Linked DNA regions of Homo sapiens: region 1 is linked to region 2. Evidence: chromatin loops called from intact Hi-C (ENCODE). Cell type or tissue: HepG2. All regions are shown on one strand. Links, peaks and the distances in the headings refer to the core of each region. The heading gives the core; the rest is flanking DNA.

Region 1 (15,542 bases), core at 4,827-12,826, 52 kb before region 2:
AAAATGCTTATGCTGTAGTCATCATTCTATTAACAATATAGCTTTAAACCTAAGTATTTTCAAAATGGTCATGAGGGACATCAGATCATTTTAGGAAAATTACATAACTCGATGGCTTCCCTAAGCAACTAATACTACACATTTATACATTATTCCTGGCGATTAAAACATTTTCTTTCAGCTAATTATCGAATGTAAAGACAGGTTTTGTAGGCTCTAAAATTTTAATTAAGACATGGTTTTTGCCTTCAGAAAGTATATGGCCTAATAGAGGAAATAAGGATACAAAATACTAGCAGAATATGATCAGTGCCAAAAGATATGTGCAAATTATATCTCTAATTGGAGTGAGAAATTCATTCAGATTAGAGGGGATTAAAAAGAAGCTGAATGAGGAAGCATTTTTTCCCTCAAAGCTTTACAATTTTCTGTCTTTTGAATTTAAAAGTAGAGCTTATTGTCAAGAATTTGCAAAATACAAATAGAGAAAAACAAATATCACTTCTAATCTCACTACCCAGAGATAGCCACTAATAACATTTTTGTATGTATTCCCTCCTTTATGTTTTAAATAAAATTGGGGTCTTATTATCTATTCTTTTTTTCGTGTTTTTCCACTTAACATAAGGTGAGCATTTTTCATATCATTAAATAATTTGTAAAAATATGACTTTTTCATAAATGCATAATTTATCCCATAGATGTATTGTGATTTATTTTCCTGTTAAGACATTTTGTTAATGTCTAAATGTTTTACTTTTATAAATAATGTTGCATTGAACAGCCCTATACATAGATATTTGTAATAATTCAACTACTATTTTTTGAACACTAGTTACTGCTCTGAATGTTGGAGATACATTAGTGAACAAACAGTCCAAAGTCCCTGCCCTCATGGGGAGGAGGAAAGAGAGACAATAAGGATGTAAACTATAAATTACATCAAATAGTGATGAGTGCTCTGGAGAAAACTAAATCAGGGATGGGGAATAAGAAGTGATGATGTAGGGGCCTTGGGATTATAGTTTTAAATAGGATGGTCAGGAAAGAATGATAAAATGGCATTTGATCAAATACCTGAAGGTGGTGAGGCAGCAAACCAGATGGATATTGGAGGAAAACATTCCAGGCAAAGAGAAGCATGTAAAGACCCTGAGTTTGGAGTGGATCTGGCATATTTAAGGAACAGCAGCAAGCAGGCCAGAATAGCTGAAGCAGAGTTCATAGGAAAGCTGTAGGAGGTGAAGAAATCCAAGAGGAACTTCTGATGCTAAGTGGAATTTGGCCTCTATGCCCAGAGATAGGAAAGCATTGGAGGGTTTTGCACAGAGGGCTATCTGACCATTTTGGCTATTCTGTGAAAGTAAACTATAGAGGGTAGAAACAGGGAAAGTCAGGAGGTTATTGCTGTAATCCAGGTGGGCAATGATGTTGGCTTTTAGACAGTGGGGATAACAGTAAAGGTGGTGAGAAATGGGTTTTTATTGGCTTAGTGTGGGGTTTGAGAAAAAGGAGTCAGGGATGACTTAAGGCATCTCCAGTTCCTTAGGATAAATGTCAAGAATGGGAATTTATTAATGCATTTTTAGAGCTCTTTATACATATGGCCAGATTGTTCACCTGGAAAGTTTAGTTTATATTTGCAGTATTCTCCATGAGAAAACAGTTTATAAAAGTTTTTGAGAAAGAGCGTTTCAGCTAGAAATTTTTAATAGCTTTGCAAATTACTTAAGCCTTCATAGAGAATTATTAGATATCTGAACCAGTCACTTAAAGCTTGCATGTATATGTTACTACATTTTAACCAGGAAAATCTTTCTGATAGAGTTTACCAAAGTCCAGGTGTTTCCCTTTTGAGCCTGTACTATTGAAATAACTAAAACATGGAGTGGGATTTGATAAATGCCAAAAAAAAAAAAAAAAAAAAAAAAAAAAAGAGTTCCAAATACTATGAGGAGCATTTACCCAAGAGAAAAGGACAAGAAAGAGGAACTTTATAAATTATTAGAGAAGAGGGTATAGAACCAGGGACCTGACTTCTCAAAGCAAAGAGAAAAAAAAATTTATCTTTTGCTCTTAGAAAAGCAAGTAGGTTTTTTAAAAAATTACCAAAACATCAAATGAAGCAAAGACTAAGATGTTAGATTAAGAAAGCCATTGTTGTCTTCTATAAGTCTTTTTTTTTTTTTTTTTTTTTTTTTTTGAGACGGAGTCTCACTCTGTCTCCCAGGCTGGAGTGCAGTGGCGCATCTCCACTCACTGCAAGCTCCACCTCCCGGGTTCACGCCATTCTCCTGCCTTAGCCTCCCACGTAGCTGGGACTACAGGTGCCTGCCATCACGCCTGGCCAATTTTTTTGTATTTTTTTTAGTAGAGACGGGGTTTCACGGTGTTAGCCAGGATGGTCTCGATCTCCTGACCTTGTGATCCGCCCGCCTCGGCCTCCCAAAGTGCTGGGATTACAGGCATGAGCCACCACTCCTGGCCTATACGTCTTTTTAGTGGAATATAGATACAGAAGAAATAAGGTAAATTAGATCACTAGGAGTTGTAGTGAATGAAGTCAGAGAATATATAACTTCTCTTTTTGCACAAAAAAAGATAAAGGAAAAACTCTAATATGTTTTTAGGTAGAAAAAGAGCAAGGAAAAACTGAGGCTGTGAGAAAGGTATAATTGGTATGGCAGGTCTCTGGAGCAGGAGAGGACAGGGTCAGCTTCATAGATGGGGTCATTAGGATGTGAAAGATGGAGCAATGACTTCTCTGAGACCAGAAATAATAACAAGAATACAAGCAAAGTAACTAGCACAATTCCCAGTGTGATGGTTAATTTTATGTGTCAACTTGACTGGATCACAGGATACCCAGGTATTTGCTCAAACATTATTCTTGGTCTGTCTATGAGGGTGTTTCTGGATGAAATTAACATTTGAATCTATAGACTGAGTAAAGCAAACTGCCATCCCTAATGTGGGTGGACCTCACGCAATCAGTTGAGGGCTAAATAGAACAAAAAGGCTAAGTAAGAGAGAGTTCCTTCTGCCTGACTGCCTTTGAGCTGGAACATTGGTGTTTTTCAGGCTCAAACTGTAATACTGGCTCTTCTCAGGTCTTGAGCCTACTTGCCTTCAGATTGGAACTTTACCATCTGCTCTCCTGGTTCTCAGGCCTTCAGGGGAGTCTAGAACTATGCCACTGACTCTCCTGGTCTCCAGTTTTTCAACTTCAAATCTTGGGATTTAGTCTCGATGATCATGTGAGTCAATTCCGTATAATAAATCTCAGACAGATAGATAGATAGATAGATAGATAGATAGATAGATAGATAGATCGATAGATAGATCTATCTTTCATTGCTTTTGTTTCTCTGGAGAACCCTAATATAACCAGTATTTAGTAAATGTTTAATGTGTGTTGAATGACAATTATAGAGGAAATCAGAAGTGGAGAGGATGTATGCAGAGGGAGCTGTGAGAAGTGGACAGCTGCCCACACTAACCAGTGAGACTAAAGACCCAGCCAAGTTCTTCAGGGAGATTGCTTTGGTAGCTATGGGAATAATATGGACAAGCAAGCAAGTCATCTGGACTCTTGATGGGCTGAGATGCCACGCTGGCAAGCAGGTGGTCAACCTCTAGGAGATTCAACAAGCATGCCTGTGAGGGTTCAGAGCGCTGTGTCAGGAATGTGATGGGAAGTAACAGGCAAAGGCAAAATATTACTGGTATTAAGGAAATGGCGTTAAAGAAAACGGACACTTCACTGTCTACTTGTGTCAGAGCTTCCCCATGGTCATTTAATCTAACACGCCTGTAAGCTAAGTGTTCCTACTTTTTCAGAAAAAGAAATGGAAACTAAGTAACATGAATTAACATAGTCCAGGGTCACAAAGCAACATGGAACAAGAACCTGGATCTGAATTCAGAGGCAGAATGCTGGGTAAGTATGACGATGCTTATTGTTGGCCCACCTGTGGGAATTGGGGGTTAGGGACAGGTTTCCCAACCTTGTGATGACTATAGGAACCGGGATTCAAGGGAGACACAGGCATAAAGGAAGATGTCAGGGAGACCATCAACAAAGTATCATGTAAGGCAGGAATTTGCTCACAGGAAAATGGGAAGGATAAAAGGGGACGTTAGTGAGAATGTCATTTTAATATTCAGTTCACTAATCTCCAAAGACCGATGTTCTAAAAGAAAGTGTGAATAAAATAGTTTAACATCTTATTATGCAATATCTATCACTGATGATAGGCACATAAGGAGTTCTCGTTACATCTACTTAATTTGCCAGATTAACTGATGCTCCTTGTTCCTTCTTTCTTTACTTTTTCTTTTTAGAGATAGGGTCTTGTTCTGTCGCCCAGGCTTGGGTGCAATGGCATGATCACAGCTCACTGCAGCCTCGAACTCCTGGGCTCTAGTGATTCTCTTGCCTCAGCCTCCCTTGTAGTTGGACTACAGGTACAAATCACCATGTCTGGCTCTTGTTCTTTAACACATGCTTGTAGCTCAAAACTAGTAGAATTCCCTCTGATACATTTGTGAACCTCTGCTCCTACTACAAGTTTTATGCTACTGAAGTCAGTTGCCTTTTTCTCAAACCTGCTTATACCAATTAAACTTGTTATTGAAATTAATTAATTAAATAGGTAAACCAGTGAAATATGAAACAAAAGTCAGTCACTAAAGAAATTACTGGCAAATTAAGTATAAGCAAAACAACTGCAAAAGTCTCGAAAAAGTGAGTAGAAATTTACAGATATTTTGTTGGCAAATGAAATACATTTGTAGTTTAAGTTAAAATTTAAAATTAAAGATATGTATGTATCATTTTTAAATTTCTCTGTTTAAATTGACTTTTTCCCTTCACCAATCACAATATCAGTGTTGGATAAGGGAACTTTCACTATATCCTGTGTTGTATTTGTATGGTACTTTTGATCATTCTTTTAATAAAAGCACAATCTATCTAGAAAAGCAAAAATAAAGACTGGAGTCCATGTTCTTTTAGTGACTCCATTCAGCACTTTCATGTGAATTCTCAGTACTGCATCTATTACTACATATCTTCGTAAACTGTTCCTCTAACTCTTAGGGAGAATATGATTCTTACATACTAAAGTTTGTATCATGAACATTTATGGCTCACTTGTATTCACAAGATTATGAGGAATTATGCATTCAGGAGCAGGTTAGGTTGTCATCATCATTGTTTTTTCATGATAAGCCAATGTGTACAGCATGTTAATAGTTTTCTCTGTAAGGAATCTTAGAAATAGTTGAGTGCACTTCTCTAGTATTAAAAACGAGTAAATGGACAGGCATAGTGGTGTGCACTTTTAGTCTCAGGTACTCAGAAGGCTGAGACAGGAGAACTGATTGAGCACAAGAGTTCTGGGCTATAGTGTGCTATGCCAAGTGGGTGTCTGCACTAAGTTTGGCATTAATATGGTAACCTCTCGGGACAGGGAACTACCAGGTTGCCTAAGGAGGGCTGAACTGGTCCAGGCTGGAAATGGAGCAGGTCAAAATTCCCATGCTGATCAGTAGTGGGATGGCACCTGTGAATAGCCACGGCCCTCCAGCCTGGGCAACATAGCAAGACCCCATCTGTCTCTAATTTTTAAAAAATGAGTAAACTGAGAACTAGGGTTAAATAAACTTGCCCAAGGTAGAAATTTATTGAAATAAAATTAAGGGAAATGTTTATATAGCCCTTAACATTATGTCTTCTCCATGATATATAACACTTTAAATCCAAGGATCTCAAAACACTTTTAAATCAGATCATTAATTCTTCTGATATCTATGTATCAAATTATTCTGTTTTCTACCAGCTGGTTGTCCCTTGTCAGACTAAAAGTCAACATTTTCTTTGTGGATGAATCAATTGAGAGTTGCATTCATCTGGGAATAACAAGGGTTCACCTGAAAAACGAGGGTTATTTTTATCACATATGTCTGAGGTAGTCAGTCCAGGCCTCATCTGTCCACTGTGTACTTCATAATGTCATCAGGAACATTAAGCTTTCTCTGTTTTCTTGTTCAGCCATTCTCAATATGTGTTTGTCAACTCATAATTACCTAATTCACCTCAAGTATTGTAGGTTTGGTTTGGTAGAAGTAATAGGAAGGAGAAAAGAAAGCATGCCAGCTGAGCTGGCCTTCCTTTAAAAAAGAGATTTTTCTGGCTCACACCTGTAATCCCAGCACTATGGGGAGGCCAAGTTGGGTGGATTGCCTGAGGTCAGGAGTTCGAGACTAGCCTGACCTACATGGTGAAACATCATCTCTACTAAACATACAAAAATTAGTCAGGTGTGGTGGTGGGTGCCTGTAAGCTACTTGGGAGGCTGAGGCAGGAGAATCGCTTGAACCCAGGAGGCAGAGGTTGCAGTGAGCCGAGACCGGGCCATTGCACTTTAGCCTGGGCAACAGGAGCAAAACTCCGTCTCAAAAAAAAGAAAACGAGATTTTCTAGAACTGTGCCTAAGTGTCCAACTATTGATCTGATTTGCCAACTATATCACGTGGCCATTTCCATTTGCACAGGAGGCTGGGAAATGTAGTTTTTGGCTGCACATATGGCCACCTCCAACCAAACTGAGGCAATTAGTAAGGAAGGCGAGGATAGGTGTCGGGCGACTGGTGATCTTTGTCACTGCAGGGCTGTTGCCAAGATTAGAAAGAATGCATGTGTGGTTCCTGGCTTATACCTGTCATCTAGTAGATGCTGAAGAACAGGGAGCTCTTATTTTGTTAGAAAAGATAAAACAAGTGGTAATGTTTCCAAATTTCTTTCATAGTAATTGTGCAGTGTTTTCATACATGCAATGAATTCAATGTGGTAATAAGATAACTTTTACTAGAAGAACAAATTTTTACTAAACTGCCATTTTGCACTAAAATACTGGTACCACAACTTTTAAAAACTAATTTGATTAACCAGATTATCATTTGAACAATGGACAATGAATGTGCACTACAGTCTCAAAAATTTTAAAATATAAGTAACTTTTTCCTCTACTTGTGTTTTATGAATTGGAAAATATTTGTTTATTGTACAGTCACATAATGATGTTTCCATCATGGATGCACCACATATACAACTGTTCCATAAGATCATAAGGGAGCTGAAAAATTCTTAGGGCCTAGTGACATCAGTTGTAATGTCATAGAACAACAGCTTACTCATATGTTTATGGTGATGTTGGTGTAAACAAACCTACTATGCTGCCAGTCATATAAAAGTAAAGTATATACAGTTATGTACATTACATAATACTTGATCATAAATGACTGTTACTGGTTTATATATTTAGTATATTAAACTTTTTACCATTATTTTAGAGTATGTTCCTCTATTTATAAAAAAAGGGTTAACTGTAAAATAACCTCAGGCAGCTCCTTCAGGAGGTATCCAAAGGCATTGTTATGGTGGGAGATGACAGCTCCATGCCTGTTATTGCCTCTGAAGACCATGCAGGACACCATGTGGAGATAGAAGACGGTGACATTGAGAATCCTGACCTTATGCTGGCCTAGGCTAATGTGTGTGTTTGTGTCTTAGTTTTTAACAAAAAAGTTTATAAAGTAAATAAATAGAAAATAGCATATAGAATAAGGATATAAAGAAGGGAAATATTTTTGTACAGGGGTACAATGTATGTGTGTTTGTTTTTTCTTTTAGGGGGTTTGTTTTGTTTTTTTGAGACAGAATCTCACTCTGGTTGCCCAGGCAGAAGTGGCGCCATCACAGCTCACCGCAGCCTTGATTTCCTGGGCTCACGTGATTCTTCCACCTCAGCTTGCCGAGTAATTGGGACTACAGGCACGCACCACCACGCCTGGCTAATTTTTTGTATGTTTAGTAGAGACAGGGTTTCACCATGTTGCCCAGGGTGGTCTCGAACTCTTAGACTCAAGCAATCCGCCCGCCTCAGCTTCCCAAAGTGCTGGGATTACAGGCGTGAGCCACTGCATCCAGCTGTGTGTGTGTGTGTGTGTGTGTGTGTGTGTGTCTGTGTGTGTGTTGTTTGTTTGTTTTTTGTTTTTTTCTTTTTTTTGAGACAGAGTCTAGCTCTGTCACCAGGCTGGAGTGCAGTGGCATGATCTCAGCTCACTGCAACCTCCACCTCCCGGGTTCAAACGATTCTCCTGCCTCAGCCTCCCAAGTAGCTGGGACTACAGGCACAAGCCACCACCCCCAGCTAATTTTTGTATTTCTAGTAAAGACGGGGTTTCACCGTGTTAGCCAGGATGGTCGCGATCTCCTGACCTCCTGATCTGCCCGCCTGGGCCTTCCAAAGTGCTGGGATTTACAGGCCTGAGCCACCGCGTCCGGCCGTGTGATTTAATCCAAGTGTTATTATAGGAGAGTCAAAAAGTTAAAAAAGGCGGGCGCGGTGGCTCACTCCTGTAGTCCTAGCTCTTTGGGAGGCCAAGGCAGGTGGATCACCTGAGGTTAGGAGTTTAAGACCAGCCTGGCCAACATGATGAAACCTCGTCTCTACTAAAAATACAAAAAAATTAACTGGGCGTGGTGGTGCGCGCCTGTAATCCCAGATACTCGGGAGGCTGAGGCAGGAGAATTGCTTGAACTCGGGTGGCGGAGTTTGCCTTGAGTGGAGATCGCGCCATTGCACTCCAGCTTGGGCAAGAAAAACGAAATTCTGTCTCAAAAAAAAAAAAAAAAAAGGCCAGCGTGGTGGTTCACGCCTGTAATCCCAGCACTTTGGGAGGCTGAGGCAGGCGGATCAGGAGGTCAGGAGATCGACACCATCCTGGCTAACACAGTGAAACCCCGTCTCTACTAAAAATACAAAAAATTAGCCAGGCGTGGCGAGTGCCTGTAGTCCCAGCTACTCGGGAGGCTGAGGCAGGAGAATCACTTTAACCTGGGAGGCGGAGGTTGCCGTGAGCGGAGATTGCGCCACTGCACTCCGGCCTGGGCAACAGAGCGAATCTGTCTGAAAAAAAAAAAAAAAAGTTAAGAAAATAGTTTATAAAGCAAAACAATTACAGTAAGCTAATTATTGAAAAGAGAAAAACATTTTTATATAAATTTAGTGTACAGTATTTATATAAAAAGTCTACAGTAGTATAATGTCCTAGGCCTTCACTTTCACTCAGCACTCACTTGCTCACTAAGAGCAAGTTCCAGCCCTATAAGCTCCATTCATGGTAAGTGCCCTATCCACGTTACCATTTTGTTCTCTTATATCATATTTTTACTGTACCTTTTTAGTGTTTATACACACACACATAACATTGTGTCACAATTGCCTACAGTATTCAGTACAGTAACATGCTGTACAGGTTTGTAGCCTAGGAGCAATAGGCCATACCATATAACCTAGGTGTGGAGTAGGTTATACCATCTAGGTTTGTGTAAATAAACTCTATGATGTTCACACAATGATGAAACCATATAGTGGTGCATTTATCAGAATGTATCCCATTAAGCAATGCATGACTATATTTATCATTAAATTATGTATCGTATCATAAATAAAGCCTATTCAAATGGGTGACGTGTTTAAAAAATAACATCTGTTGAACCATTAAAATTTTACCATAAATATTTATTTGTACTAATATATTGTTAAGTAAAGATCTTGATCTTCAAAAGATGTGTATTTGGGGATCACTGGAGTTGTTTGTTTGTTTTTTAGAGACGGGGTCTCACTATGTTGCTCAGGTTGGACTTTAACTCCTGGGCTCAAGCAATCACATGCCATCATTCCTGGTGGGTTTTTTATTTCAGTCACAAGAATTTCTAGTTTGCTGTAGGCATTACCACTACAATGGCAATACCAGAAGTTTTATATAGGGTATTTGATTTTGTGAAGCAATAAGAGGAAAAAGACAAATATTTATTTGTCATTTTATATATTTTTAAAATCACTTTTCACACATAAATTAAAAATGTTAGCAGAATTTCATAGATATGAAAACAACTAGACTAACATCTCTCACACACAAGATACATTGTGTGCAGTCAATACAATGATAAAACAAAAGGCTGAAAAACAATCCAATGTTTTGTTATACTGGACTTTAATCATGTAAGTCATTGTTTTTAAATAAGTGGGCAAAACAGTTCATATAAAATCTTTGCCTAAATATTTTCTTTAATGTGAACTAAATAGGAAAGGAGTGGATGTACATGTGTGTGTAAAAAGGAAGGGACTCTAGCCATTCTAAAAGTTCATTGAATTCATTCTGTAAGTGATGAATTCAGTCAATATATAAAGTTCAAACCCAAACTTTTCCCCTTTATTGCAAGATTTATTTTTTCTACATAATTACTAAAATACCTGACTCCATTATCCAGTTAATTAATATGTATATGTATATGTAGATATATATATATATATATCTTCAAATTGCAGTTTTTAAGCTACCATAGTTCCACCAGTAAGTTGTACATGCTTTTTTCTTTTGAACTTTTTCTTGCTTATTTTTTCTTGACTTAGATTTTTCCCATCACCTGTAATTCAGCTTATTTTAGATAACCTTTGTCTTTCTTTAACTTATTTAGCCTAATTTCACTTCTTTCATACGGATGCCACAACCCCTATTTTACCCCAATTTAGCATATGTCTTGTTCTTAATAATGGTACTTATGTCAACACTATCATTTCATTGGCAACATTCTCACTGCTTGAAGTCAGGCTCAATGATGAAGGAGAATTTGTTTAATTTTATTTTTTATTGACAAATAATAATTGTACGTATTCATCATTGTGATTTTTGGATCCCATAATCTATAATGATCAGAGAGAGTAATTAGCATATCCATCATCCCAAACATTTATCATTTATTTGTGTTGGGAACATAATCCTCCTAGCTATTTGAAACTATGTTATTGTTCACTATAGTCATCCTACATCTATACATGGTATAGAACACTAGAACTTATTCCTTCTGTCTAGCTGTAATTTTCTATCCTTTAACAAATCTCTCCCTATCCCTCCCTTCCCCCTGAGAATTTGTTTAGGTATAAATATATTTTAGAAATAGCTGAAATAAAATGCACATGTTTAATTCTTTCCATTTTTTCCTAAACTTCTTAACCATCCAGATGGTACTTTTTAAACTTGTTTTCTTTACTCCTTCCATATTTATATTTCTTTCTAGTTTTTCATGATCTCCATTGTAGAATCTTTGTAATACCCAACTTGTTTTATGTTCCTTTCCTTCCCACATAAATAGAATGTGTACTCATTTCACTAAGCTTAATTAAATTGTAGTTTCTCAGGATAACTATATCTTTTATGACTGCTAATATAGTTCTCTCCTTCTTTCTGCATTGCCCTCTCCCCCAGAACTCCATTTGCCATCCTCAGCATCCCCTTATCTAGCTAGACTCCGTATCACTGTTCCAAACCCAGTTCAGAAAACCACTCCTGACTCTTGAGCCCTTGGTTCAATACTCAGTTCCAGTATGTAGCAGAGCTTGAGACCATGTCTTACTCATCATAATATCTGCTCAAATATTTGTTGAATTAGTGAATGATTAGGTTACATGCCTTATTCTAAACTCCTAGTCTGATTCATCTGTATTTTTCTAGGTAGAACCCTCATTCTACAGTAATACAATTTTTTTCATCTTGAGCTTTTCCTAAACATGTCACTCTTGTTACTTGCTGTCTCCCTTTAATCCACTCAGCCTTTTGCAGATAAAAAATTTTAATTTCAGTTAAAGTGCTCTTTATTTTTCTCACCAACAAGATCCTTTTATACTTTAAGGACCATTTTCACCTTCATAAGGAATCTGAAACCTATTCAGATCCAGTAGTTTGCTCTTTTTCACAGATCAAGCTAAGCAAACTCCCCTGGCAGGAAGCCACCAGAAATTTCAGTTACAGGATACTGCCATATTCTTTCACAAAAAAGGGCCTGGTAAGTGCAAGTGATGCCCTATTTCTCTTAGCTGTCTCTAACCCTTGCTCAAAGAAAGGGTAAGTAAAAATGGGTGACATGTTAGACGTTTAAAAATGAAATAAAAATGCATACACACATGGATAAAGTACTTCCTAAAGTATGAGCTGCCTTATTTTCTCAGGTATAAAATTATTTTAGGGAAGTTTCAATAAATCAAATGTTAAGAAACTGCTAAAACATTTTTTTGTGAGTTGCTTTCATTTTGCCTGATTTATAATTTCAACACTCTGCTCTACCACAGAGTATGTAGGTTTGTCTGTCATATCATAGCTTTCAAAGGGATATTCTTATTTTAAATCTCAACATCATCATTAAATTGTTCTAATAATAAGAGGCCTAAATTTTAAATCCTCAGGGACATCAAGGCATCTCATCTGCTATGTTATTCAAGCACTGACAGCATATTGCAAAACATCTAGGCAATAGAGGGCAAGAACAAAACCTAATGTTGTTACCTTATTGACAGTTCCTAAGATACATCATAAAATTATAAAATGTTTTGTTTAAAGCTGGTAGGCTATTTTAATAAGCGAAGAAAAGGGGATGGAACTTCTAAGTGTATCTATTTCAAGATACATCTTATAATTGACCCTTTTTCCTCCTTAAATAAATGTATTCCTCCCAGTACATAGCTCAGAGCATTGTTATAACATCCTTGAGAAGGAGTCATTTAAAAATGGAGTTAAGAAAAGTTCACATTTCAGCCTTGTAAGTGGTTTAGTTACGTGATGACCTTGAAGATTTAGCTCCAATTGTACAGTCTCGTAAAGGGTACCTAGCGTAGCTTAGAAAAGACAATACCCCAAAATTCACTTTTACGCTACTAAATATTTTTGCTTATTATGATTTTGTTGAGGAAGGATTGGAGCTGGTAAAAAGGCAACAGGCATTTGTGTAGTGGTCTGAAGTTTGACGGCCAAAAATAAACATAGGAAAAAAATCATGACTTTCAGATGTGTGACTTTGAGATCTGGCACAGGCTGAATTCAAGTTTACCTTTGCACTATTAAAAAAAAAAGTTTGCTAGGCAGATGGGTAAACAGTAGAGTTTATCTTACTTTATAATGAGTGTTAAACTATACATGATCTTTAGCCTCAAAATTGTTTATTCACAAATAATAAAGAGAAGCATTGCAGCCATACCTAAAAAAGACCTCATTTTCATACCTGATTATTTTATCTGCCTTTCACTTATGTTGCTGTGTTTTTAAAGTTATAGCAGTTGTTAAAAGTTGTAAACTTATTTATAAAAACTTACGAAACTTTTAGAAAACTTCTGGTATATACACACACACACACACACACACACAAACACACAAAGCAGGGGCGCATGCATTTATTTATTTTTAATTGATACAGGCTTTCCCCCTGTTGACTCTCAGCCAGAGACATTTAACTGGGAAACATTTGGAAAGGTATGAGGGCATTTTTCATTTCTCAATGATGGATGAAGGTCAGGCAGTGAACCACTGACTTTCAGTGCCAGGAACTAAGTATATGAAACAGTCTACAAAATGTGGGACTGACTGTCCCGCACAACCATGAATTATCCCATCCAAAATGCCAATAATGCTGTCACCCTTAAGAAACTCAAAGGGCTCAGCTATAAAAATAAATGAAGTGTTCTTCTTGAACAAGTACAGAAGCAGAGGAGTGTAGGAACTCCATGTGGACTGCAGAGACAGACAGCTTGAGTTCAAATCCAATTTATAGCTGTATGACCTGCATGTTTAACAACATTTAATGATCTGAGACTCAGTTGTCCTATCTGTAAAATGGGTATAACAGTAATACTTGACTCATAGACTTGTTTTAAGAATTAAACAAGTTAAAAGATAGAAAATGCTTGGCATATGGTAATCTCTCAATTGATGCTGGCTAGTGCTATTACAAGTTCATTCCAGTCTGTTTTATGTTAATTAGTATTGGTGAGAAAATGTACAAATATATTTTTTGAAACCTGAAGCTTCTAAATTAAAAAATCTTTAGGTCAGAATTCATTATGCATTAGAAGATATTTCTTGATAATGATAATCATAATGTAAACATGTTCTCAGTCACTAAATATATTCAGACAAAGCAGTAGGAAAGGGTTAAGGGAGCATTCCCAGGCTGAAAAAAATTTCTGTGGTCTGTGGAACAGAGAGGGTGTCAGGGGGATGCTTCACAGGGTGTAGAGATGCAGAGGAGGCCTAACTGAATTATAACCGCGAGTTTGCACAGTGGTGAGCATAGCTGATGAGATGCAAGCAAAAAAAGAGTATTGCTGACCTAGGACCATGAGGAAAAACCAAATCCAAATTAGTCAAGTTGGAGGACATTTGTTGAAAACTCCACACTTCCATGAGGTCTGTAGCCTTGAGCCTATCAGTGCCGACACAGAACATTCTGAATAGTTCAATGCCTCTTTCTGTTAAAGAGGAGACGCCTCACTCTGCCGCTCAATCTTGGACTTGTTTGTGCACAGAGGTCCTTGCTTATGTAACACTCGCTTTTAACTATAATTCACAGAGTCCTTTGAACACATAAAGGGAAAGCCACTTTCGCTCCTGTTAAGGATGTATAAGCACAAAAAATGAACAGTGAATTAATCCTAGTGTTTTATACATTTTTTTTTAAAAAAAGAATCTAAGCCAGAATGAGGTTACTGCCTAGGCAAAGAAGAAGACAGCTCATCACAGGTGAGTGTAACACGTTTTTCATATGTACAAATTAAGCAGCCTGAAACAAAAGGCACTCAAAAGGTAAAAGAATACCAGTCACCCCTCTGATTTGTCAAATCAAAGTTCTGTCAACTGTTAGATGTGTTATGTGATAATGCAAACGATAAATGCCTTAATCACAAATAAGATTGGATAATATCACCATTAGTAGGAGACTTCCAAAAATAGCAATAATAGTACTATGTTGACTCATTCTCTTTCAAAGACTGAGTCACAAAGTACAAAATCCAGTGAGTTAGAATTGATGACGGTAAATATCCTATTCCCCTGTCACTCTTGCTTCCTCTTCCTACTCTCTAAACCTTCACATTGCTATTCAGTCTCCTCCATTATGTTCCCTAGCTGTATATTTACATCTTGTACACACACCCACTTTGCTTCAGAGACCCTCTCTAAAGTTTGCCTTACTTAGATAGCACTGCTGTGAATGTTTCTCAAATCTCTGTCTTCACTATTGTCCCCTTCCTCACACTCCAGTCTTCATGTTACTGGGAGCTTTTAGATAGTGCTACTTAAATACAAATATTCTACGCTGAAATTCACACATTTTCTTCCTACAGTTCACATTCAAATCATCAACATATCTGGACTGCTATTTACAAAATACATCTAGTATCTGACCATTTCTCACCGCCTCCACCCTGGTCTAAGCCACCGTTAACTCTTCCTGGGTTGTTATAATAGCCTCCTCACTGATCTCGATGCTTCTACCCTTATTCCACTTCCCTCTCTCTCTCTCTTTTTTTTTTTTTTTTTTTTTTTTGGAGACTGGGACCTCACTTTGTCACCCAGGCTGGAGTGCAGTGGCATGAACATCATGAGGTCTGTAGTCTTGAGCCTATCAGTGCCGACACAGAACATTC
Region 2 (15,542 bases), core at 4,173-12,172:
CAACATTTAGCAAGAACCGCACAGTTGTTCTGTCGCTCTGACCTAGCAATCCTGCTCCTAGGAACTTACCCATAAGAACTAATTCCACAAAAGCAAAAATCCAGTTGCACAAAGATTTTAACACTATCTATAGCAGCCAAAATCTGAAAGCAAAATCATTTTCTACAACAGGAAAATGACTTAGAAAAGCATAGTGCATCAACAAGATGTCCTATATGTGATCATTAAAAAGGACACTAGGAAGTGGCAGAAATGTCAAAAATATTTTGGTAAACCTTAAATTAAAAAGCAGTATTTTTTAAATGACATTTATGTTGTGATTATAAATATACAAAAATAGACGAGCTAGTGGAGGACTAGAAGACAATTTGGAAAATAAAAACAGTTGCTCAGGGTAGGATAGAGGAAATTAGGAGTTTATTTTACTTCTTATAAAAATGTCTCAGAGGCCGAGGCAGGCGGATCACGAGGTCAGGAGATCGAGACCATCCTGGCTAACACAGTGAAACCCTGTCTCTACTAAAAATGCAAAAAAATTAGCCAGGCGTGGTGGCGGGTGCCTGTAGTCCCAGCTACTTGGGAGGCTGAGGCAAGAGAATGGCATGAACCTGGGAGGTGGAGCTTGCAGTGAGCCAAGATTGCACCACTGCACCTCCAGCCTGGGTGACAGAACGAGACTCAGTCTCAAAAAAAAAAAAAAAGTCTCAAGTTTTGTTTTACCTCAGCTTTTCAATTGAAGTAATATAACTACTTGCTATGGAGAATCAATTTAAACCATAAAAACACATACACATAGGTCAAAAATAAAAGCTGGACTTTTACAGAATTGATCCATATGTGTTCTCTGTGCATTTCCTCCTATAGCTAACTTTCTAGTGCCATCATTTTTACCAATGTCTTTAAACCTTGTGGAGTTGCTTCCAAGATCATGCTGGGCTCCCATCAAACCTATGATACCAAAATCTCTGGGGATTGGGCCTAGGTATATGTATTTTAAATCCACCCTTCCATCCCCAGGTAATTCTAACATGCAGTTAGGTTCAGAATCAGAGGACTTAAAGATGACCTTTCCAAATCGGAAATTTAAAAGCAAACAAAACCTCATTTTAAAGAAATACAAAAGTTATAGTCAACATTCAGGTGACTACTTTCAATTTTGATTTCTTGGGATATAGAAATGAGTGGCAGATGTGTTCACAGTACTACAATCCAAGGCATGATTTTGTGCTGTCCTTGGAAAGCACCAAACTAAAGAAGATCCTACAGAACATAGATGATCCCATCCCGGACCATATCCTCAAGTGACCGGCTCCTGTGTCCACGTGGCCTTGCCAAAAGGCAGCTAGACGTTCTCAGGGATTTCCCAGAAGGCAAATATTCCTTTCCTCATAAAATTTGCGTATGGTGCTCAGAATGCTCTATGTATCCCAGAATTTCTATTATTTTGATTTCTAGCCATTTTCAGAAGCCCAGATGCTCCCCTCAGGCACATAAAATTCTGTAGCCGCCAGGATCCACATAGCAGAGTGGAGGGACACAGCAGAGCTTGGAGTAGGTGCAGGAGGAACAGAGCCCACCATAAATTGTTCTCTGAGTTCCAGCCAGATGCAATGGGGTCTGCCCCTCAATCTGCCTTTTTCTCCAAAATGAGTGCATTGTAATCCATCTTGGCCCTTCCCTTTTCTCTGCTTTGTGGGTTATATGTTATTTTTCCTCACTTCACAAAAACAGGCCATTGTCACAATTTAATATTAATTTAGAAGGAAGCTGACCCGACAAATTTGAGAAAACCAAGTCCCAGAGAGGATAAATGACTTGCCCACGGTCACGTAACTTGATGATGCCAAGCTGATTTCCTGCCTCGAAAGCCACTTTTCATTATTATGAGGAAATGCATATGATTAACCCACAGTCTGGAGGGCATGTGTTTTAGGTTGTTCTCATAGCAGGGACGATTGGCAGTGACTTCATCCACACCCTCCTACCCAGCCATCCTGAACGGGTGACACACAGCTGAGACATCTGCTGTGGAGTAGGAAGGCTTCACACTGGGGCATGCTGGAGGGACACTTGAGAGATACAGAACCTGTGGTGCTGTCCTTGTTAACAGCACACATTCTTAAGATTAGAGCATCTTAGAGGGAAAGGAGAAGGGAGATTCATTTGTGTCTCCAACCTACCCTAGGTTGCATGTTAAACCACTCACCACAACATGCAGAGTGGGAGGTAAATAATTCAGTGTATACAGGTTCTGCATATATGTCATCAACGATTGATATGTTTCTGTATTCAGGTGGTTGTCAATATATGAATGAGATATAGCCTATATTACTCCAAAGAATTTAGTATTTAAAATTCTATATTCATTTTTGTTAGAGAAGATATTACTGCACAAAGGCCTACTTAGCCCCATATTACTGGATGTGACACTGATGGTTTCAGGAAACTTAACTGCTGAGGACTGAATTATGTCCCCCATCCCAAAATTCTACAGGTTGAAGCCCTAACCCCCTATGTGATGATATTTGGAGATGGGGCCTTTGGGAGGTAATTAGGGTTAGATGATATCATGAAGTACAGTCCTCCTGATGGGCTTAATGCCCTTCTAAGAAGAGACATCATAGAATTTGCTCTCTCTCCCCCATGTGAGGACACAGGGGGAAAGTGGCCAACTGCAACCTGGAAGAGGCCCTCCCTAGTACCCACCCAGGCTGACACTGTGATCTCAGACTTCCAGCCTCCGGAACTGTGGGATAATACATTTCTGCTGTTTAAGCCACTCAGTTTGTGGTGTTTTTTTTTTTTTTTTTTTTTTGCCTAAGCAGACTAATCCACCAACCTCCAAGAACCATACTAATTCTGTTGGCACACAGCATGGGTACTAGGAACACCAGATGCTCTTTGCTCTGGGCTGCCAAATGTCCAGCTTTGGAGGGAAGTCAAGGATCCAAAACAGTAGCATAAGTTCTAATGCTAGCTCTGGAAGCTATTCCTATGCAAGGTATCCAGAAATTAGGCATGTCATAGATAAACATAAAAGTACAATTGCACAACGATGTATGCATTCACTCATCCAACAAATATTTATTGAGCGTCAGCTATGTGGCAGGCACATAGGTGCTGGGGATATAGTAGTGAACAGAACAGACTCAAATCCCTGTCTGTTGGGGAGGACAGACAATCCATGAAATAAATAAGTAAAATATATAATCTACTAGACAGTGACAAGTGCTAAGGAGAAAAATTAAGCTGCAAGGGTCCTAAGGGATACTGGTGGTGATGTTAAATAGAGAGGTTAGGGAAAGTCTTATTAAATAGGTGCTGGGTGAGGTGAGCTAGGGAGCTGTCTGTATATCACCAAAAGAACATTCCAGAATGAACACAAAAGCAAAGGGCATGAGGTGTGCTGGGAAAATATCAAAAAGGCATGTGTGGCAAAAAAGACACGAAAGGAAGTAAGAGAGGGCAGGGGGTGGCATAGATCATGCAGCATTCATACCATTCCATCGACTCCCCTTCTCTGAGCAGAGCTGCAGCACGATCTGCTCCACATTTCAACACAGTCTCTCAGGCTGCTGGGTGTGCAGGGTTGCTCAAGTAAAGGCAACTTTGAAATGTGTGCTGTGTGGGTGTCCTAGGGCTGCCAAAACAAACTGCCACAAGCTGGTGGCTTAAAACAACAGAAATGTATGAGCTCATATTTCTGGAGGCTGCAAGTCTGAAATCCAGGTGTCTGCAGGGCTGATTTCTTCTGGAGCCTCTGCCTGAGAATCTGCTCCATGCCTCTCTCCCAGGTTCTGGTGGCGGCTGGCAATCCTTGGCTTGTGGCTACATCGTTCCAAGCTCTGCCTCCATCTTCATATAGCCTTTTTTTTTCCCCCTGTGTGTGTTTCTGTATCTCTGGGTCTCAATCTCCCACTCCTCTCTCTTATAAAGACACCAGTCATTGGATTTAAAGCCCATCCTAATCCAGTGTGACCTCATCTTAATTAATTATATCTGCAAAGGTGATATTTCCCAATAAGGTGACACTGAAAGTTCTGGATGAGCATGAATTTTGGGGGGAACACTATTCAATTCATTACTTATCACTAAAATACAGCCTTTAGGTTTATAAACTGAAAAAAATAGCCTTTAAAAATAATCAGTACTAAATTTTAGTCTGTTCCTGCAGTTTATAGGAAGGTAAATACCATATGAAATCAGGGTTGGCCTCTTAGCAAGTTAGAATTGGCTGAAAACAAAGTATAATAAAGAAGGCCAGAGTCCAGGGACTCTAAGGGACTAATCTGGCTTTTTTTTTTTTTCAAAGTAATAGTGAACATATATGAATATTTGAAAAGAAAACAAAAAGATATTTTCACAAAACTTTCAGTAATGATGACTTTGGTCCTGTCCTTAGTGAATGGCCTTGACTCTGGCCAGGTCGTTCAGTAGATCTGTGCCTGGGGTCTCCAGTATACAGTCAGGGTAAATTGTTCCAATCCTTTACCAGTGACTTTTTAAAAGGGAACATGTTTGTGCTCCATGAAACAAAAATGTGAAATAAATTCAACGTCTACAAATAATAATCATCAAACCTGAATTCTTATACTGGCACATCTCTTCCCCAAACTCACCCCTTGGGCACTTCTCTCTACAATGTCTTCCAAGGCCAGGTCACCAAACTCCAGGCAGAAGTCTCTGGAGAGAAGATCACCAAGGACAGCATGGGTTACTGCTTCTTTTTCCTGTCCAGTTTGCTGTGGACAGCCATGCTCCCCTAATGGCATTGTCTGAACATGTTTTTATACGGCTGTGCGCCCCTCAGAATAATGTCCTTCTGGGGAGGTTATTTCACCCCCAACGCCTGACCTTGTCAAAGGCCTGCCCCTCAGCCCTCGTACGCTAATGCTGCCCACCTGATGATACCCAAGTATGCTCCTGCCCCCTTCCCATTTGCTGATGTGGCATATAGAGCTTTAGCTGGATCACACATGAAATCAAATTGCCTGCAGGACAGCTTCATGTACAGTCCACAGTATGTTGAGAGAGAGGCATCCCACCAAAGCCTCCAGCGCAGCACCCGTGGAGACCAGCAGTACAGATATCCTTCATTGCCCTTCTCCCCCTAGGCTACCACCCCCAGGACCTGTGCTCATATTTTGGCACGTTAATACTAAGCCCGGAGATACTGAAAGCATTTATTTTTTTGCATACCTTTTCATTAAAGTTCAGTCTTTTTTGCCTTTCTTTTTGGTTTCCCACTTTTTCATTTAAATGGTAGCATATTAAATACACTATTGTACACCCTGCTTTTTATATAACTGTATTGATGTATATTTTGCATATCATATAATTTACCCATCTCAAGTGTGTACAGTTGAACGATTTATTTATTTATTTTGAGATGGAGTCTTGCTCTGTCGCCAGGCTGGAGTGCAGTGGCATAATCTCTGCTCACTGCAACCTCCACCTCCCGGATTCAAGTGATTCCCCTGCCTTAGCCTCCCAAGTAGCTGGGGCTACAGGAACATACCACCATGCTTGGCTAATTTTTTGTATTTTAGTAGAGACGGGGTTTCACCATGTTGACCAGGATGGTCTCAATCTCCTGACCTCGTGATCTGCCCACCTCAGCCTCCCAAAGTGCTGGGATTACAGGCATGAGCCACCACACCCGGCCTTCACTTATTATTATTATTATTATTATTTTGAAATAAGTCTTGCTCTGTCACCCAGGCTGGAGTGCAGCGACACGATCTCGGCTCACTGCAACCTCTGCCTCCCAGGTTCAAGCAATTCTCATGCCTCAGCCTCCTGAGTAGCTGGGATTACAGGCACATGCCACCACACACCTGGCTAATTTTTGTTTTGTGCTTTTTGTTTTTTGAGTTTTTTATTTTTTTGGTAGAGATGGGATTTCACTATCTCTACCAAAAGATGATCTTGAACTCCTGACCTCAGGTGGATGGCCAGGCTGGTCTCGAACTCCTGACCTCAGGTGATCTGCCTGCCTTGGCCTCCCAAAGTGCTGGGATTACAGGCATGAGCCACCAAGCCCGGCCTGAATGATTTGTTTTTTGTTCTTAGTGAATTTACCAGGTTGTGCAACCACACACCATAAATCAGCTTTTGATCATTTTCATCCCTCAGTAAGATCCCTCGTGCCCATTTACAGTTACCAGCCCCCTCCTCACCCAACCCCAGGCAACCTCCTTTGCTCCTGATGAGCAACTGTGATAAAGTAGTTCTTGGTGTTGTCATTACAGTCTAAACAGATTTGGCCAGTTTCCCTCCCATCCTAGGAACCAGGCTTTTTCACCGTGGCTGTCTTTCTGGTCTGAGCCAGAGGGCAGTCTCAATGGTGACGCCAAAGGCTGGGGGAGGAAGGAAGGAAGCTGTGGCTGGCACACCTCCATGTGCTTGAATCCACAGGCCCCTCTGCCCCAAACCAAACCACACTGTCTGCCTCCTATGCCAGCTCTGCTGAGAACAACTTTTTAAAAAACTTTAAAACAAAATTTTCAAGAAAAATGACTAAATGTCTCAGTCTTAAATTTTCTCTAATTTTAAAAAAATTGGTGTATTTTTTTTTAAAAATCCTGGATTATAATGACCAAAAATTTTTCCTAAGTGAAAAACACCAAGTTGAGGTAAAATGACACATTACCATGCTCAGGTACACAAGGTTATGCCTGTCACTGACCATTTGGAGTTTTGGTTTTGTTTATTAAGGAAAAGTCAAAGCAAACACAGGAATCGAGAACCACTGAACTCGAATGAGGCCTCCATCAAGGCCTTTTTGAAGAGCAGTGGTCAATCACAGAATTAAAAGAAAGGCAATCAGGTCAAGTTGTAATGCAGTTTGACTTAAAATGCATGTGCACAAAACAGCTATTTCTGCCTTCACCTTCCCCTTTGCTCTGTGAGAACAGGAACATATAAGGTCGTCTATTAATATTTTTTTAAAGAATGAATAAACAAATGAAGGCCTAATATGTCCTAAGCATTATGTAGCCTTGATGTCAAGAAATCCAAATAGAATGGAGAAGTGGACCCATAAACAAATAATTTCTATATGCAGTAGTCCTCCCTTATCCATGGGGAATACATTCCAAAACCCCCAGTGGATGCCTGAAACCACAGATACTACCAAACTCTGTCTATACGATGCACAAATTTATTTTTCCTTCTTCACAATATCACAGATAGAAGTTTCATTCTTACTGTAGATTTTAGAAACCTTAGCATATGAGTTTTTTCCCTTAGTAGTCTGAGAACTTTTACCTTTTTACTTAACATAAGCACTTGACAGCATATCCAAATTGCCAGCATCACCACTCTTTCACTGTGGGACCATCATTAAGTAAATTAAGGGTGACGTGGACACAAACACTGTGATACTGTGACAGTCGATCTGATAACAGAGAGGGCAAATAAAGTGACTCAGGGGCAGGGAGTGTCAACAGTGTGGATCTGCTGGACAAAGTGAGGATTTCCATCCTGGGCAGGACGGAGAAGGATGGTGCAAGATTTCATCATGCGGCTCAGAGTGGTGGAAAATTTAAGACTTATGTTAATAAATTGTTTATTTTTAGAATTTCCCATATATTTTCCAACCACAGTTGACCACTTATAACAAAATCACTGAAAGCTAAACTGTGGATAAGGGGGACTACTGTAGTATGATAATCAACAGAAGTAATGTCAAGGTATCATAATAGCTCACCATGAGCAGTGGTTAATTTGGGTTGAGGAAGAGGGCAATGATGAGGGAAACTTTGCATATGCAAAATATGAGCTATTTAGGAGAAATAGGCATTCTCCAGGAAAGCAAAGACAAAGAAGGTCATTCCAGGCAGACGAAATAGCCTATGCAGAGGGAAGAAATAGTTTAGTCTAGCCAGAGCATAAAACGTAGATAAGTTTCCCCCTGTAGCCATGAGGCACAGGGTAAGCCTGAAAGAATGAAGTCCTGGGTGAGGTCAGATGTGAGAAGCAAGAAACAGTTTGACGGCTGTATTAGTCAGGGCTCTTTAGAAAAGTAGAGCCAATAGTATATAGCTATACAATACTACATTGCTTAATGATGGGGATACATTCTAAGATGCTTTGTTAGGCACTTTTGTCATTGTGTGAACATCACAGAGTGTACCCACAGAAACCTGGATGGTATAGCCTACTACACACCCAAGTTATCTGGTATAACCTATTGCTCCTAGGCTACAAACATGTTACTGTACTGAATACCATACACATTGGTAACACAATAGTAAGTAATCGTGTATCTAAACATAGAAAAGTTACAGTGAAAATGCAGTATTATAATCTTATGGGACCATTGTTGAACATGCTGTTTGTTAACTGAAATGTATTATGTGGCACAGTGACTGCATATATATTCATATAGAGAGAGACAAAGAGATCGTATCAGGCTGTTCTTGAATTGCTACAAAGAAACACCTGAGGCTGGATAATTTACAAAGAAAAGAGACTTAATTTGTTCATGGCTCTGCAGGCTCCAACATTTGCTTCTGGTGAAGCCCCAGGAAGTTTCCAATCATGGCAGAAGGTAAAGAGGGAGCTGGCATGTCACATGGTGAGATCCGAAGCAAGATACAGAGGGAGGAGGTGTCACACATTTTTAAACAACCAGATCTTACATGAATCAGAGCAAGTACTTACTCATCACCAGGGGGACGGTGCTAAACCTTTCATGAGGGACCCACCCTTATAATCCAATCACCTCCCACCAAGCCCCACTCCAACACTCGGTATCACATTTCAGCATGAGATTTGGAGGGGACAAATATTCAAACAATATCAGAGATTGATTATAGGAATTGGCTCATGTGATTATGAAGGCCAAGTCCCACAATCTTCCATCTGCAAGCTGGAGAACCAAGAAAGCTGGTATAGTGATTCAACATCAGTTCAAAGGCCTGAGAACCAGGGAAAGCTGATGATGTAAGCCTCAGTCTGAGGCTGAAGTCCCAAGAACGAGTAGCACCAATGTCTGAGGCAGGAAAAGATGGATGTCTCAGCTAAAAAAGGAAGAAGATTTGCCCTGCCTCTACTTTTTTGTTTTATTCAGACCCTCGACCAGTTGGATGATGCCTGCCCCTATTGGGGAGGATGGATCTTCTTTGTTCAGCTGCTGATTCAAATGCTAATCTCTTCCAGAAACGCCCTCACAGACACGTCCAGAAATAAGGTTTTACCAGCTACCTGGGCATCCCTTAGCCCGGTCAAGCTGACACATAACACTGACTATCACAATGTTCAAGTTCAAGGGAGTTGGGAGAAGAAAGAACTGGGCATAAAGCAAAGGGTCTTCAACAGAGGACAGAACAGACAGTGTGAGCAATGGTGTAGAATAATGAAGCAATTTTTTTGTACTAATTCATTTGCAGCTGAAAGCTGAGAATGTAGGGAAGTGGCAGTTGTAGAAGCCATTGTTTTGATGGACTAGGTGGCATATGGAATTGTTGTATGTGAATTTGAGGATAGGGAGACAGGTGTACCAGATAAAAGTAAAGCAAGGCAAATACTCTTCAAATACTCAGTTTGTCAATATTTTGTGGATAGGGTTAGTGAATGGGTAAATGTGGACTTGAAGAAATTTTAACAATATCCCTAAAACCAGTAGAAAACCAAAATACTTGAATTATAAGTCAGGTATAAGGACAATTAGGGTGGGCTGAGTCAGGATAAATTAGCATCATGTGAGATCTGCAAACAGTTGCCTTTGTGGTTAAGACATACTCCCCTCCATCGGCATCCACCATTGCTGAGGCTTGGGTAGCTCACCGTGTAAACAAAGAGGCAGGGAAGCACTAACTGGGCAGAGCCCACTGGAGCTCAGCAAGGCCTACTGCCTCTATATATTCCACCTCTGGGGGCAGGGCATAGTAGAATAAAAGGCAGCAGACAGCTTCTGCAGACTTAAATGTCCCTGTCTGACAGCTCTGAAGAGAGCAGTGGTTCTCTCAGCATGGCGTTCGAGCTCCAAGAACAGACAGACTGCCTCCTCAAGCAGGTCTCTGACCCCCAAGTACCCTGACTAGGAAACACCTCCCAGTAGGGGCCAACAGACACCTCAAACAGGTGGGTGCCCCTCTGGGATGAAGCTTCCAGAGGAAGGATCAGGCAGCAATATTTGCTATTCTGCAGCCTCCACTGGTGATACCCAGGCAAACAGGGTCTGGAGTGGACCTCCAGCAAACTCCAACAGACCTGCAGCTGAGGGGTCTGACTGTCAGAAGGAAAACTAACAAACAGAAAGGAATAGCATCAACATCAACAAAAAGGACATCCGCACCAAAAGCCCATCTGTAGGTCACCAACATCAAAGACCAAAGGTAGATAAAACCACAAAGATGGGAAGAAACCAGAGCAGAAAAGCTGAAAATTCCAAAAAACAGAGCACCTCTTCTCCTCCAGAGGATCACAGCTCCTTGCCAGCAAGGGAACGAAACTGGATGGAGAATGAGTTTGATGAGTTGACAGAAGTAGGCTTCAGAAGATCAGTAGTAACAAACTTCTCTGAGCTAAAGGAGCATGTGCTAACCCATCGCAAGGAAGCTAAAAACCTTGAAAAAGGGTTAGATGAATGGTTAACTAGAATAAAGGGTGTAGAGAAGACCTTAAATGACCTGATGGAGCCAAAAACCATGGCACAAGAACTTCATGACACATGCACAAGCTTCAAAAGCCGATTTGATCAAGAGGGAGAAAGAGTATCAGTGATTGAAGATCAAATTAAAGAAATGAAGCAAGAAGAGAAGTTTAGAGAAAAAAGAGTGAAAAGAAATGAACAAAGAGTCCAAGAAATATGGGGCTACTGAAAAGACCAAATCTACATTTGATTGGTGTACCGGAAAGTGACAGGGAAAATGGAACCAAGGTAGAAAACATTCTGCAGGATATTATCCAGGAAAACTTCCCCAAGCTAGCAAGGCAGGCCAGCATTCAAATTCAGGAAATACAGAGAACGCCACAAAGATAATCCTCGAGAAGAGCAACCCAAAGACACATAATTGTCAGATTCACCAAGGTTGAAATGAAGGAAAAAATGTTAAGGGCAGCCAGAGAGAAAGGTCAAGTTACCCACAAAGGGAAGCCCATCAGACTAACAGCGGATCTCTCGGCAGACCCTACAGCCAGAAGAGAGTGGGGGCCAATATTTAACATTCTTAAAGAAAAGAATTTTCAACGCAGAATCTCATATCCAGCCAAACTAAGCTTCATAAATGAAGGAGAAATAAAATCCTTTACAGACAAGCAAATGCTGAGAGAGGCCTGCCCTACAAGAGCTCCTGGAGGAAGCACTAAACATGGAAAGGAAAAACCAGTACCAGCCACTGCAAAAACATGCCAAATTGTAAAGACCATCGATGCTATGAAGAAACTGCATCAACTAACAGGCAAAATAACCAGCTAACATAATGACAGGATCAAATTCAAACATAACAATATTAACCTTAAATGTAAATGAGCTAAATGCCCAATTTAAAAGACACAGACTGGCAAATTGGATAAAGAGTCAAGACCCATCAGTGTGCTGTATTCAGGAGACCCATCTCATGTGCAAAGATGCACATAGGCTCAAAATAAAGGTATGAAGAAAGATCTACCAAGCAAATGGAAACCAAAAAAGAGCAGGGGTTGCAATCCTAGTCTCTGATAAAACAGACTTTAAACCAACAAAGATCAAAAGAGACAAAGAAGGCCATTACATAATGGTAAAGGGATCAATTCAACAAGAAGAGCTAACTATCCTAATTATATATGCACCCAATACAGGAGCACCCAGATTCATAAAGCAAGTCCTTAGAGATCTACAAAGAGACTTAGACTCCCACACAATAATAATGGGAGACTTTAACACCCCACTGTCAACATTTGACAGATCAACGTGACAGAAGGTTAACAAGGATATCCAGGAATTGAACTCAGCTCTGCACCAAGCAGACCTAATAGACATCTACAGAATTCTCTACCCCAAATCAACAGAATATACATTCTTCTCAGCACACCACACCTATTCCAAAATTGACCACATAGTTGGAAGTAAAGCACTCCTCAGCAAATGTAAAAGAACAGAAATCACAACAAACTGTCTTTCAGACCACAGTGCAAGCAAATTAGAACTCAGGATTAAGAAACTCACTCAAAACCGCTCAACTACATGGAAACTGAACAACCTGCTCCTGAATGACTACTGAGTAAATAATGAAATGAAGGCAGAAATAAAGATGTTCTTTGAAACCAATGAGAACAAAGACACAATGTACCAGAATCTCTGGGACACATTTAAAGCAGTGTGTAGAGGGAAATTTATAGCACTAAATGCCACAAGAGAAAGCAGGAAAGATCTAAAATCAACATCCTAACATCACAGTTAAAAGAACTAGGGAAGCAAGAACAAACAAATTCAAAAGCTAGCAGAAGGCAAAAAATAACTAAGATCAGAGCAGAACTGAAGGAGATAGAGACACAAAAAACCCTTCAAAAATCAATGAATCCAGGAGCTGGTTTTTTGAAAAGATCAACAAAATTGATAGACAACTAGCAAGACCAATAAAGAAGAAAAGAGAGAAGAATCAAATAGATGCAACAAAAAATGATAAAGGGGATATCACCACTGATCCCACAGAAATACAAACTACCATCAGAGAATACTATCAACACTTCTATGCAAATATACTAGAAAATCTAGAAGAAATGGATAAATTCCTGGACACATACACTCTCCCAAGACTAAACCAGGAAGAAGTTGAATCTCTGTATAGACCAATAACAGGTTCTGAAATTGAGGCAATAATTAATAGGCTACCAACCAAAAAAAGTCCAGGACCAGATGGATTCACAGCTGAATTCTACCAGAGGTACAAAGAGGAGCTGGTACCATTCCTTCTGAAACTATTTCAGACAACAGAAAAAGAGGGACTCCTCCCTAACTCATTTTATGAGGCCAGCATCATCCTGACACCAAAACCTGGTAGAAACACAACAAAAAAAAGAGAATTTTATGCCAATATCCCTGATGAACATTGATGCGAAAGTCCTCAATAAAATACTGGCAAAAGCTTATCCACCACATCAAAAGCTTATCCACCACGGTCAACTTGGCTTCATCCCTGGGATGCAAGGCTGGTTCAACATATGCAAATCAATAAATGTAGTTCATCACATAAACAGAACCAATGACAAAAACCACATGATTATCTCAATAGATGCAGAAAAGGCCTTCGACAATATTCAACACCACTTCATGCTAAAAACTCTGAGTAAACTAGGTATCGATGGAACATATCTGAAAATAATAAGAGCTATTTATGACAAACCCACAGCCAATATCATAGTGAATGGGCAAAAACTGGAAGCATTCCCTTTGAAAACTGGCACAAGACAAGGATGCCCTCTCTCACCACTCCTATTCAACATAGTGTTGGAAGTTCTGGCTAGGGCAATCAGGCAAGAGAAAGAAATAAACGGTATTCAATTAGGAAAAGAGGAAGTCAAATTGTCTCTGTGTGCAGATGACATGATTGTATATTTAGAAAACCCCATCGTCTCAGCCCAAAATCTCCTTAAGCTGATAAGCAACTTCAGCAAAGTCTCAGGATACAAAATCAATGTGCAAAAATCACAAGCATTCCTATACATCAATAATAGACAAACAGAGAGCCAAATCATGAGTGAACTCCCATTCCCAATTACCACAAAGAGAATTAAATACCTAGGAATCCAACTTACAAGGGATGTGAAAGACCTCTTCAAGGAGAACTACAAACCACTGCTCAACTGAAATAAAAGAGGACACAAACAAATGGAAAAACATTCCATGCTCATGGATAGGAAGAATCAATATTGTGAAAATGGTCATACTGCCCAAAGTAATTTATAGATTCAATGCTATCCCCATCAAGCTACCACTGACTTTCTTCACAGAATTGGAAAAAACTATTTTAAAGTTCATATGGAACCAAAAAAGAACCCAGATTGCCAAGACAATCCTAAGCAAAAAGAACAAAGCTGGAGGCATCACACTACCTGACTTCAAACTATACTACAAGGCTACAGTAAACAAAACAGCATGGTACTGGTACCAAAACAGATATATAGACCAATGGAACAGAATGGAGGCCTCAGAAATAACACCACACATCTACAACCATCTGATCTTTGACAAACCTGACAAAAACAGGCAATGGGGAAAGGATTCTCTATTTAATAAATGGTGCTGGGAAAACTGGCTAGCCATATGTAGAAAGCTGAAACTGGACCCCTTCCTTACACCTTATACAAAAATTAACACAAGATGGATTAAAGACTTAAACGTCAGACCTAATACCATAAAAACCCTAGAAGAAAACCTAGGCAATACCATTCAGGACATAGGCATGGGCAAAGTCTTCATGACTAAAACACCAAAAGCAATGGCAACAAAAGTCAAAATTGACAAATGGGATCTAATTAAACTAAAGAGCTTCTGCACAGCAAAAGAAACTATCATCAGAGTGAACAGGCAACCTACAGAATGGGAGAAAATCTTTGCAACCTACCCATCTGACAAAGGGCTAATATCCAGAATCTACAAAGAACTCAAACAAATTACAAGAAAAAAAAAACAACCCCATCAAAAAGTGGGCAAAGGATATGAGCAGACACTTCTCAAAAGAAGACATTTATGCAGCCAACAGACATGAAAAAGTGGTCATCATCACTGGTCTTCAGGGAAATGCAAATCAAAACCACAATGAGATACCATCTCATGCCAGTTAGAATGGTGATCATTAAAAAGTCAGGAAACAACACATGCTGAGAGGATGTGGAGAAATAGGAATGCTTTTACACTGTTGGTGGGAGTGTAAACTAGTTCAACCATTGTGGAAGACAGTGTGGCGATTCCTCAAGGATCTAGAACCAGAAATACCATTAGACCCAGCAATCCCATTACTGGGTATATACCCAAACAATTATAAATCATGCTACTATAAAGACACACGCACACGTATGTTTATTGTGGCACTATTCACGATAGCAAAGACTTGGAACCAACCCAAATGCCCATCAGTGATAGAGTCAATAAAGAAAATGTGGCCCATATACATCATGGAATACTATGCAGCCATAAAAAGGATGAGTTCATGTCCTTTGCAGGGACATGGATGAAGCTGGAAACCATCATTCTAAGCAAACTATCACAAGGACAGAAAACCAAACACCACATGTTCTCACTCATAGGTGGGAGTTGAACAACGAGAACACATGGACACAGGGTGGGGAACATCACACACCAGGGCCTGTCAGGCAGGGGGCGCTGGGGGAGGGACAGCATTAAGAGAAATACCTAATGTAAATGACGAGTTGATGGGTGCAGCAAACCACCATGGCACATGTATACCTATGTAACAAACATGCACATTGTGCACAGGTACCCTAGAACTTAACGTATAATTAAAAAAATAAATTTTAAAACAAGACATACTCCCCTGCCTCTAGAAGAAGTCAACTGTAAGAATTGTAAGGGCAAAAAGAGTAGAAAGTCCTGC

The links. Peaks named below come from ENCODE experiments on the same cell type or tissue, not always from the same donor. Only the 100,000 strongest peaks of a DNase experiment are listed, where the experiment ranks them.
Region 1: it touches region 2 in a loop (2.7-fold over the local background); 1 of 110 quality-filtered maps calls a loop at or near these places.

Annotation. Positions count from the first base shown.
Region 1 is chr13:51,464,428-51,479,969 of GRCh38, forward strand. It overlaps the pseudogene RN7SL320P. Among named protein-coding and RNA genes, the nearest start is that of INTS6-AS1, 19 kb to the left of the region's middle. RefSeq lists an enhancer at 14,206-15,405. In HepG2, for the core only: no CTCF peak of the experiment used is centred there; no DNase peak of the experiment used is centred there.
Region 2 is chr13:51,517,058-51,532,599 of GRCh38, forward strand. No RefSeq gene overlaps it. Among named protein-coding and RNA genes, the nearest start is that of MIR4703, 28 kb to the right of the region's middle. In HepG2, for the core only: no CTCF peak of the experiment used is centred there; DNase peaks (open chromatin) are centred at 6,294 and 7,404.